Linked DNA regions of Mus musculus: region 1 is linked to region 2. A link is a loop called in an ENCODE intact Hi-C map of the cell type or tissue named here. Cell type or tissue: heart. All regions are shown on one strand. Each heading gives the region's core, and the rest is flanking DNA. Links, peaks and the distances in the headings are about the cores only.

Evidence for each region. A loop is a pair of places that touch in the nucleus more often than their neighbours do. Peaks named below come from ENCODE experiments on the same cell type or tissue, not always from the same donor. Only the 100,000 strongest peaks of a DNase experiment are listed, where the experiment ranks them.
Region 1: a loop joins it to region 2, with 6 times the contacts of the local background. A loop is called at or near these places in 3 of 42 quality-filtered maps.

What each region holds. Positions count from the first base shown.
Region 1 is chr7:51,910,422-51,916,631 of GRCm38, forward strand. All of the region lies in intron 3 of Gas2 (growth arrest specific 2), which reads left to right. Among named protein-coding and RNA genes, the nearest start is that of Gas2, 35 kb to the left of the region's middle. In heart, for the core only: no CTCF peak of the experiment used is centred there; no DNase peak of the experiment used is centred there; H3K27ac peaks cover 1,038 bases.
Region 2 is chr7:51,861,206-51,866,878 of GRCm38, forward strand. It overlaps Fancf (Fanconi anemia, complementation group F), which reads right to left and starts at 1,062. Exons shown (of 1, transcript NM_001115087.1): 1 at 1-1,062. The coding sequence starts at 1,049. The coding sequence ends at 18. It also overlaps a transcript of Gas2 not described here. In heart, for the core only: a CTCF peak has its summit at 953; DNase peaks (open chromatin) are centred at 656 and 1,106; H3K4me3 peaks cover 2,129 bases; H3K27ac peaks cover 1,751 bases.

The DNA of each region.
Region 1 (6,210 bases), core at 2,085-4,584, 51 kb after region 2:
AATTCTTTGTTCAGCTCTGAGCCCCATTTTTTAATGGGGTTATTTGATTTTCTGGAGTCCACCTTCTTGAGTTCTTTATATATATTGGATATTAGTCCCCTATCAGATTTGGGATAGGTAAAGATCCTTTCCCAATCTGTTGGTGGCCTTTTTGTCTTATTGACTGTGTCTTTTGCTTTGCAGAAGCTTTGCAATTTTATGAGGTCCCATTTATCGATTCTCGATCTTACAGCACAAGCCATTGCTGTTCTATTCAGGAATTTTTCCCCTGTACCCATGTCTTTGAGGCTTTTCCCTACTTTCTCCTCTATAAGTTTCAGTGTCTCTGGTTTTATGTGGAGTTCCTTAATCCACTTAGATTTGACCTTAGTACAAGGAGATAGAAATGGATCAATTCGCATTCTTCTACATGATGACCGCCAGTTGTGCCAGCACCATTTGTTGAAAATGCTGTCTTTTTTCCACTGGATGGTTTTAGCTCCCTTGTCAAAGATCAAGTGACCATAGGTGTGTGGGTTCATCTCTGGGTCTTCAATTCTGTTCCATTGGTCTACTTGTCTGTCACTATACCAGTACCATGCAGTTTTGATCACAATTGCTCTGTAGTACAGTTTTAGGTCCGGCATGGTGATTCCACCAGAGGTTCTTTTATCCTTGAGAAGAGTTTTTGCTATCCTCGGTTTTTTGTTATTCCAGATGAATCTGCCGGTTGCCCTTTCTAATTCATTGAAGAATTGAGTTGGAATTTTGATGGGGATTGCATTGAATCTGTAGATTGCTTTTGGCAAGATAGCCATTTTTACAATGTTGATCCTGCCAATCCATGAGCATGGGAGATCTTTCCATCTTCTGAGATCTTCTTTAATTTCTTTAGTTCTACCTCTTCCGTCTCTGTCCTGTCCCACAGAAGAAATGTTAGGGCAAGACCTGTAGTCCAGGGGCGGCATGTTCAGCCTGCAGCCTGTGGGTCACTTGTACCCCACAACAGCTGTGGATATGACCTAACACAAAATCATAAATTTTATTTAAATATGAATTATACTAATGCATTAATTTTTAACTTTGTAGGTGGCGATGTTCTGTTGCAATTTCTAAAGCACGGGCATGCCTTTAAGCAAAGGTCTGGAGCCAGTATCCAAACCAAGTCATATTACTCTCTGAACTCCATTATAGCACAGATCTTCTGTAGAAAATGCTTCTACAGCTGACAGTTCACTTGGGAATGGGAAACTTGACTGATTTATCTAAATTTGGCAATAGAAATTTCAAAACTTATATTTGCCTGTAATGAGTTATGAAATGGAAAGCTTTTTCTAATGTATTAGAATGTCTTAAATAGGAAGGTTATATGGCTTTTGTATGTCTTATGATGATTCTAGTATTTTACATATGTTAATAATTTACTTTTGTGATACTTGGGATTGAAACTAGGACCACTCATTCACCAGGAGTGTGATCTGCCACTGAGTTAGACCTTCAGCATAACTTTTCTCTGCTCAAAATATTTCTGTGTGTGTATGTGTGTGCGTTGTGTGTATAAGCACATGTGTATCACACATATATGTGGAGGGTGAAGGTCCCTTTGTTAATGTCAGGTGGGTGTCAGGGATTGAATATCAAGCTCCTTTACTCTCTGAGCCATCTTGCAGGCTGGAACATTTTCTGGAATGGAGATGGCTGAAGACTAAATGATTTTGAGGTGATCCAGGGGCTGATGTGTGTACTATGTATATCTGAATTGGCCAAGTGCAACTGGAAGAGCTCACAGCTTGCCTAAAGGTGAAAGTGCGGATAGAAGTGAACTAATTAGTATTGACAGGATCTGTTCATTTTGAGGATTTAAGGTCTGCTTCTACAGTGTTCCACAGCTGCATGCAGTGATAATCAGCTAAGTGATGGCAGCTAGTACTGTGTACAGTGACTCAGCTCTGAGAATTCATAGAGAGAATGACTGCTGGAGACTCACCAAGTGGGTCCTCAGGAGACACTTCTGACCTGAAGTGAGCCCTTATTACAGCAATTAGGAATCTTCCTTTCAGTTGCTGAAAGAACCATAGAGATGAGATAATGTATGTATATATATCTTCTCCATAAGTGATCCTGATTTTACTATAAAATGACTGAAACCAGAAAATGAGAAGGTTGTTTCTTCTCGGGATCCCTAATTAGCCATCTACCTAAGTATCATTTAACAACCAAGGGAAACGTAGTTTGTGTGAAAGTGCAGAAGAGAGACTGAGATTTCCAGTGCTCACGTCATTGCGTGATGACCGTTGTCAACTCTGAGAATGTGTGACTATTGGCTAATGGTAGCTGACAAGGGGATAAAAATATGGCATAGCCAGATCCTCATTTTATAACCCTTTAGCAATTCAGTATTCTGTGAGCTGTAAATATTCTGTAGCTGTGATGCATATGTGCATGCTATATTAGACTGTATCATAACAGAAAATGTGATGGAAAACTGGCTCATGAGTACATGTTAGGGTCACATCCTTGGGGAGGAGAACTCGATGCATATGGCTGATGATTAGGAGTAGAGGTGTTGTGAAAACCCTCACAGCCAACTCTCAGGACACTTAGCATACATGGTAACAATGCAGTGTTCCTGAGACAAGCCATACGAAAGTTAGTTCCATGCAGGCAGAGCTGTGACGATGAGGAAGGGGACATTTCACTGTGTGAATGAACTTAGGGAGTTAAACTAGAGTAGTGTCCACTGGGTAGAGCTTTACTCGCCTGCCTCCCTCACTTCATTTTCTTAGTTCTTTGCTGCACACGGTTAGATGGCAGCCTGCCCATGAGAACGACCTAGCAAAATAAGAGAAAGACATTATGCCCCCACCCTCACCCCAGGTCCTCTTTATTGTGGAGAATACTTCTAATGAGGTCTGTGAGCTGGGCAGTGGCAAGAGAATCTGAAGCTCTACTTTATGTTCATGAGAACCTGCCTCCCAGAAAAGGGGAGAGAAGGAAGAGATGGCCTGGCAACTGCAACACCTGACCTAGAAACCTGCCTGAATTCCATCAGAGGCAGACTTATGTGAATACTGGGAAAGATCCACCTCACAGGAGGTGACACCAGTCTTGTCACAAGTCCAATTTGTAAGCTGTTGCTTGACAGTGTAAACAGCTTCCATTAGAAACAGGTGGGACAGAAAATGAAACCAATTAACACATCAGAACACAGTTAACAATTCCAGTACCTTCTGAGTTGGAAACAAGTTAAACACATAGAGGCTCACAAATGCATGCACGCAGACATACACACTAGCACACATGTACACAAGTGAAAGCAGACAGACATACAAGCACCCCCTCCCCGTAGACACACACATACACAGACACAAAGGCGCAGACATGTGAGCACACACAGGTACACCCTTCATCTGTGTGACTTCCCAGCATTAGCAGAGTTTGCTCCTTAGCAGGAAATAAATCTACTGAATTTTTCCACAATGACATCATCTCTCCCCATCAGGCCCACTTCCTGCCTTAACCACATTCAGGCTCATTGGCAAGAGAATTGAGTGTTTCCATGATATCTGAGAGCACTAATTTTAGTCATTGCTTTTATGGCAGGAGAATGTAGACTACAGTGTCAAGGAAAATAACTCTCCCCATATGGAAAATGAGAAATTAATTGTTTGAAAATGTGCTTTTTCTAAATGGAGAAATTCAAGGCATTTTGAACAAATCAATAGAGACATTGCAAGCTATTTTGTAAAAAGAGAAACACTGAGATTTTTATAACAACAGCATTTCATAAGTCTGAAAATTAAGGAAAAGAGGTATTTCTTCATTTATAAGTATCTGAAGATTTCTAGGTAAGCTAACATGTGAGTGCTCATGCTCTGTGTGTGTGTGGTCCAGGGAAAAGGTTCTGTTACATCACAGAGCCGGCGTGGTCTTTTCAGATGAGGTAATTTACAGTGTGCAGACCTTCCAGCTCTTTCCTGAGTTCTCTGGGGCAGTTATGTGAATGCTGCCTTTGTCTCAGGCAGTAGTTTGGAGATGCATTCTATATCATGCAAGAAGCTGTCTGGGATCCATGTTGGGCTAGCATTATTTCAATGGTCATGTCTAATTTCACACAGCACAGTCTACTTGTCTGTTAGATGTATTGAAATCACTGTTCCATATTAAAAGTAAATAGTAGAGTGTTACACTGAAGGCAAATTGAGAAAATCAAGAAATCTGGCACAGTCAGGACTGAGAATAAAGAATAAAATCCTCCAGGTGTGGAGGAAGAGAACCCTCTGTCTGAGGCTAACCTCAGGAAGCCACCCGGTGTGCTCTGTGCCCGACTTGTGAGGGATGCTCAAGTCCTCCATCCACATGAGAAGTCCTCAGAGCTTCCTGGTGCACTGCTGTGGACAGTGGGCGAAGCATTGAGATTCTCCCAGGGTGCTGCTTTTAAATTCACGAAATTTCACAGACAATACAAGCCAAACAAACTTTTATTGAAATAGATTCTAGGAGCAGAAACTATCTTCACAACATTAATAGCAAATATGAGCCTCAGCAGAAACAACAAAGCTTGCCTTTTAAAACCTTAAGTTGACGTTCATTGAAATAAAGTCTAAAGTTTTAAAGCTGAGTAGCGAGTAGTATTTTCAAGTTTCTGCCACGTTTTATAATGCAAACAAACCCTATGTTTTCATTTAATAGAAAGACCCCTTTTTTCTTTTTACCCTAGTAATGGAAGAATGATAAACTTTGATTTGTGCTTACTAAACTAAAAGCAGTTTTGCTCATCTCATAATCAGGGTCCTCCTAACGCATGATGGGAGTATTTTCAGGATTTCAGTTGGTGGGAAGGGCTGTCAAGAATGTAAACGTCAAACAGGGATTTACAGAATAAATGAGAAGAGTTAGAGATCTAAAAGAGAAAAGATACATTTTTACATTCTAGCTATATCATAAGTGCATATGCAAATACATATATATATGTATATATGTCTATTAAGTGTCTATGTGCATGTATGGCAATGTGTATGTAAATGTAAGTTTTCATATGCATATATATGTATACAGGACATGTATGTTTGTATTTACACATGTATGTATATATGTATGTATATAGGTATATATTTATATACTTGTGAATATATATCTATGTATATATGTGTGTGTGCATATATAAAGTATATGTGTGTGTGAACATAGAGGTGTACTTCCACAATATGAAACTGGAACATTCTACCCTCTTATGATGTCATAGGAAAAGAGATCTAACATTTGACCTCATGTGACCTGTCATAGTCAAGCAGGAACCTTGAAGATAAAGAGTAAAATAACAGCTACACAAGACTATGTGTATGAGATGTATAAGAAACATAGTTGAGCACCTTGTTGTAACTCAGTTCCTCTCAGTATATTAAAACTTCACATTTATGAAAATATTGTGAAATCTAAGAAAATCTGAAAAGAGCCTTAAATATCCTTAAATTTCCTTTCTGGGAAAGGATATTCTTTATGTATTTGTTTATACTTATGCATATGTGTGTGCACATGCATGTATCATTGCATATTTGTGAGTATGCACAGGTGCATTAGTATGTGAGAACATGCATGCATAAGTGTGTGTACATGTGTATGTGTGTTTGCACTTATGCATATGCATATATGTTTGAAGAATGTGTGTATGGGCTGTGCATATGTATGAGTGTGTACACACATGAGCATGGGTGTGCATGTGTTAGCACACATATATAAGTGTGTGTGTGTGTGTGTGTGTATGTGCATATGTATGTTTGAGTAACTTTATTAATAGTAAATTGCAAATGGGAAACAACTTGCATGTTGTTTCACATTCTCATGGTTGCCATTTTGATACTGTCTGAAGACTGGAGGTCAGAGTTTACTCTCTTCACACTTAATACCTTGTACCTTGATAAAACTGACGTTTTCTTAACTGATTATTCTATTAAATGGCAATCTAACCATCAGGTCATTTAAAACTGAAGTCAGCCAATCACTTCTTTGATCAGAATTCTCCAGTGGAGCCCTCACTGCTTAGAAATAAGACAAAATCTTCAGCAACACTGGAGCCCTTTAAACGTAGAACCTAACTGGGGCTTTAGTTCTCTGGAAATATAGTGAGGTATATGGCCCCTCATAGTGAGGTATATGGCCCCTCATAGTGAGGTATATGGCCCCTCGGAGCTAACCACTCCCTTCTTTTATGCATCCTCCTTGGCCTCTGCA
Region 2 (5,673 bases), core at 1-2,500:
GCCTGGGAACTGAGAATCTACTCTAGCACGATCCCACACTCAAGCACCACCAGGAGGTCTGTCCAGATGCTCATCCCAGGAACCTCGAAATCTCCATCCAAGGCTTTGCGGGACCTTAGGGTCACCAGCACCTCTTCCTGCAGAAATGGCTGGGCATGGCACAAGCTCTGCAGCCTTAGGCACAGCTCTTCCCAGGGCATGTCCTCCATCTGTGTAGGGACCCAGGCACCCTTTTGCAGATCATAGTGCAGCCGCGTGGCCCACGTTGTGAGCAGGTCCAGGTAGGCGCGAGACAGTGCGTGGTGGCAGCCCGCCACGGAGGCCAGGCGCTTGGCTGGCAGATGGCGGCAAAAAGCGGCCAATACCTCGGGACTTTCGAGAAGCCAGCGCAGTAGTTTCTGTGTCTCATCCGCACCCGCAGGGTCCGTGGCCTGGGCTGGCTCCGGGTCTTCCTCGCGTAGCAGCAGCGCTTCGGCAGTCACGTCGAGCACGTGCTCCCGCGGCCCGCGCGTCCACAACGTGTCCAGGAGTTTGCGCGCGGCCGCGGAGTCGGCCCCGCCCAGCTCGTGCAGGCGCGCGTCCAGCAGCTCCGCGTGCGTGCGCAGCAGCGCGCTCCTGGGCGCGTCCCCGCCGAGGCGGCACAGCAGGCGCAGCGCGCTTCCGCGGCGCGCCAGGAGGACCAGGCGCGACTGCGGCACGTCGTCTCGGTGGTCCGCGGCGGGGCCCGGGAACAGCAAGCTCGGCAGCGCGCGGGCGGCGGCGGGCGCGAGCGCGCGGTTCCGCAGCAGGCGGAGGGCGAGCCGCGCGTCCCCGGACTCCAGCGCCGCGAAGCTGCGCAGCCCGAGCGGCCCTCCCCGCGCGGGGAGCCGCCTCTCGAGCGCCTCCCGCACGCGGCCGCGGCCCGCGAAGCGTCGGTACACGTGGAGCAGATAACGCGCCCACTGCAGCGCCCTGCGCACCTTTTCGGCGTCCCACGTGCTCACCAGCGACCCACACGACACGGCCAACAGCTCGGAGAATCGCTCGGTTTGCTGCACAAGCGGCTCCATGGCGGCCGCTTCCGCCCTGACATCCCGAGGCGCGAGCCGATTGGACATGAGCGTGAGCGCCCGCCTCAGCGTGCTGTGCCATTGGACGACGGCCGTGTCAGTCTCGCACCATGGTTTCCGGGGCACATTGGCGCTGAAAATGAACTAGGGCAAAGTCCCAAGCTTTTACTCTGGGTCTGGGAGAGGACGCGTGAGTGCGAGTTTGAGCGCTAGGATTTTATGTGCTCTTTTGTTTTAAAAATGCCAGTGGTAGACATTTAGGCGCTTCCCCGAAAGGGGACCCATGTTCATCATTATTAGCAGTGCGGATGTGATCTGCTTGCGAACTCAAAGCTCTTAAATGGCCCGTTTCCCTGGTACTTGTGGAACCAGGACCCTCACACGCTGTGCTGTGAGTTCCCGGGCTTTTTTCCTTTTTCCTTATTTATATTGTTTACTGATTCTGAGGAAACCTATCACTGAATTGTGCAAGCAGCCTTTCAGTTTGCAGTCCTGCCTCGACTAACCTAGTGACTGGCAGCACTATCCTGAGGCTTACTAGCCATGCAATAAATGAAAGTTTAAGCTCAAAATTAATCTACACATTTATGCTAGACTCTGAATAGTTCTGGGCATTCTTATCAGAACATATAGTTAAGCCAGTTTTGTTTAGTTTTTAGCCATTAGCCCAGACTATAGTGTTTGGCCTTGTGATTTTATTTTAGTCTGTGTGATGGGTTTTAAAGTTTCAGGTGGTAGCTATTAGGAATTACAGAGGTCACTGGTTCATCCACTTACTAAATACTAAGTCACGTGATGTGATAGCCAGTGAAGGACAGGACTGGCGCAGTTGAGATAAATGTAGTTAAAGCTTCCCTGTCCCACAGGAAACACTAATGTTCCTTAGAGAGACTTCAACTTCATAATGCGGTAGACAAAAATAAGAGTCACTAGATCTTAGATGTTAGGGAAAGCCCCATTAAACCTTCCTTTCAACTGAATGCCCAAAGAATACACCTGGAAATGCTTCAAGGCCATGGGAACCGTTAATAAGTCTTAAGCCACCAGAGTGAAAACCAGATCTAATCCAGGGTGAGAAAGAAGTCCAAAACAGCTTCATTTCCAAGTGGCTGGGACAGTTCAGAGAAACTTCACCAGTGCTCACCTTTTCAAAACCAATATTATGTTAAATCTCAGTACCACAGTGAGTAATTATTTGTTTCACAGTAGCCATCTTTTATTAAGTAGCTATGCATCCCTCCGACAGTTTCCCATCAGAAGAATGCACTTTGGATTTCGAACCAGTTTTCCATTTAATTTGGAACAATCTATGTAGAGGCTGAAAGATGATAAACACTTTAATTTCAAGAAACCTATGCACTTGAGGCAGACATTGGGAGGATTCCCAACCCATGTAAGTGTAATTCAAATCAGATTTTGTGTAATTTTAAAGTGCCAGGTATGGTGATTTTAAAGACCAATTGGAAATGGATAGGAGAGCACTGAAAGGCTATATGGACTGATCTTTGATTTAGGCTGCACAAATACTTGCACCATCAGAGGATAGTGGAAAATCACGTGAGAGGAATCACACAAGTTAAAATGTCAGTGTAATATGTGAATACTGTATGCTGAGAATGCCAGGATCAACCTTCCACCTGCTGGTCACACTCTGCAAATCCCCAATATGTAGTAAATAAGAACAGAAAATGGAAGCCCAGTGTTAGCAAACTTTTATTAAAATAGCATTTCATTCAAACACAGGAATGAGCAACATAAACAACTAACATAAGATACTTTCACCAAGAGCTTCCCTCAGGACTCTAGAGAAGATGGAAGCCATATATGTGACATACTGGGGTAGGTTTTTGTTGCTGACTTTCAATATGTACTCTGTGGTGTTTTCAGTAAGATGTCCTCCATTGGCTTTGGTGTTTGAATACCCTAGTTGGTAACACTGTTTGAGAAGGTGTGGCCTTAGGTTAGGCTTCGAGAGCTTAGAACATCAACTACTTCCAGTTTCATCCTTTTCTGTTTCATGTTTGCAGGTGAGCATGCCAACTCTTAGCTTCCTTCCTCTGCTGCCTTGCCCAGCCCCTGCTGTGATGGACTCTTGCTCTCCTAGAACCCTCAACCGTAAGCATAAATAAAACCTGCTATAAGTTGCCTTGGTCATGATGTTTTATCATAGCATCAAAAAGTTAACTTGTACTTTGGGATAGCAGTCAGCTCCACCCTCAGGGCCAGAAAATGTTAACTGAACCAGTTAATGAAACCCTGTCTTAATTTACTAACTAGTCTAGGAATCCAGCTGTAAGCCTCTCTATATAACATCCTCTACTAAATAAAATAAGTTCAGAAGTGGCCAGAGGAATTCACTATAGTCATTAAGGCCTACAGTATTCAGAAAAAAAAATCTTACTCTAAAGTCAGTAATTAGTCTAAGCTGAACACCAGGCATGCTTATGAGAGAGTTTCTTTGTCAGGAAGAAACGTTGAACAGTCCTTAATCTGAATCTGCTTATAAATACCTTATATATTTCTAATTGCTTTTGTCAATCTTGTGGGGTTTTTCAAATTTATTTAATTTAAATGTACGTAGCTAAAGTAGCCCTTGCTATGATGGATTCTATCCGTCTGAAACCATAGACAAGGGTGTGTTGGTCATGGTATCTTGTTACAGCAACAGGAAAGTAAATGTTGCAGTAGTAATCGGACCAGTGAGAGCGGTTTTTTCCCTTTAAACCTAGCGTTTTATATGTGCCTCTCAAATGTTCTTTACTGGAGTATCTTTTGCCTGGATGTGAAAAGACTGGAAACATTGCTCAAACACAAGCCAGAAGCCACACTGCATGGTAATGGAAAGTGCATTGTGTTTCCTATTATCTGACCTAGGCTTTTGTAAATAGAAAGGGGGAAAATTATCCACTTGCCCTCTCCTTCATTAATGTGTTTTCTTCTCTTTCCCCACTGTCCTGAGCAGAGGATAGCTCATCATCATGTTAGCTCCTTGCCCTTGCCCTTTGATTTTCTGCTGAAGTAATCAGTATGAGGCCTTAGCAAACAAGCAGGGGGACCAAAGGCAGGCTCTGTCTTCTAAGGCTGAGGCATCTTCTTTCTGCATCTGTTCTGCACGATGTTCCCCCTAGCAGCCCTCTGGACTTCCTGCATGTGGGGTCATACTTACTGACTGCTTTTGCCTTGCCCAGATTTTATACATGTTCTTCTGTTTGTTTATGTTCAAAACCTCTCATGAGTCTGCCCTTATTTTCTGACAAGACCTCAACAGAGTCAATTGCTCAAATTCTCAGTCATTTTTATAAGTCATGTGAGTTCATGAGTCATAACATTTTCCCTCCACATTCATCTAGCTAGTGATGAGTACTTTAATGAATGTATTCTGAAATACCTAACATTGACATATGAGCTGCCAGTCTGTGACAGAAGTCATCATTACAGCAAGTATATGACAGGTGATGTGAAATCATCCCATAATGTAATTAACTAGAGGTGAACAAAGCATTCTGTTAACAGTGTGGCATGGTGGAGGTGTCGGAACAGGGGCCCGGATGGTGAAGACTTTAAAATACCTTCTGCAGTTTATAATTATTTCTTTTATAATTAATAACTTGTCTGTTTGTCTGACTTTCTTTTCTTTCTTTCTCTTTCCTTCCTTCTTTGCTTCCTTTCTTCTTTCTTTTCTTTCTTTTCTTCCTTTCTCCCTTTTTCTTCCTTTTCTCCCCCTTTCTCTCCTTTTCTCCCCTTTCCCTCCTTTTTCTCCCCCTTTCTCCCTTTTTCTCCCCTTTTCTCCCTTTCTCCCTTTCTCCCTTTCTCCCTTTCTCCCCTCCCCTCCCCTCCCCTCCCCTCCCCTCCCCTCCCCTCCCCTCTGTTCTTCTCCCTTCCCCTCCCTTCCCCTTCTTTTGTTTTCCCCCTTCAGTAAGAAAGGAAATGAGCTGTTTTATTTTGAATTAGAAGATAGCTTTCATGTAGATATATGACACTGTTTGCATGCCTTCATTTTTGTATGTTGATGTATGAGCACCTGCCAGGAAGGAGTTTTTGTTTCTGGTTCAATAACTTTTAAGTGTCTGCTGTTCCCATTTTCAAGTCTCCCAAAACTTTTATGTGGATTCTTTAGGCACATTTTTTTCATTATTTCTCAGCCTTCTTTTTTTTCTGGATGGCTGAAAGTTCCAGACATATAATGCAAAATGTCCTAAGAGATTTGTGTGTGTGTGTCTGTGTGTGTGTGTGTGTGTCTGTGTATGCTAAGCAAATAGAAATTGAAAAGTGTGTACATATATAAACTCACTTTAATTCCCCTTTCGTAATGATAGATGAAACTAATTTTTCTAATTAGTGTCTTACAAAGTAGCAAATATAGTGAGAAATTGCCACAAAAGCTGTTGTATTTAATTACTTCCAGACCTCATCTGGGTTATGAGATTGGGCTGCTCTGCTAAGAGCATTAATGTCAAGGAATGTTCTCACACGAGATTCCTGGTATTTCAAAATACCAGCAAAAAGTGATTAAAATAAAGTTTGCAATATTGCAAATACATTTAACTGGAGGGTAACATTTTCATAGCATTGTTTCTTTGTTAATTATCAACATTTTAGTAGGAGGGATGACCTCAAAAAAGTA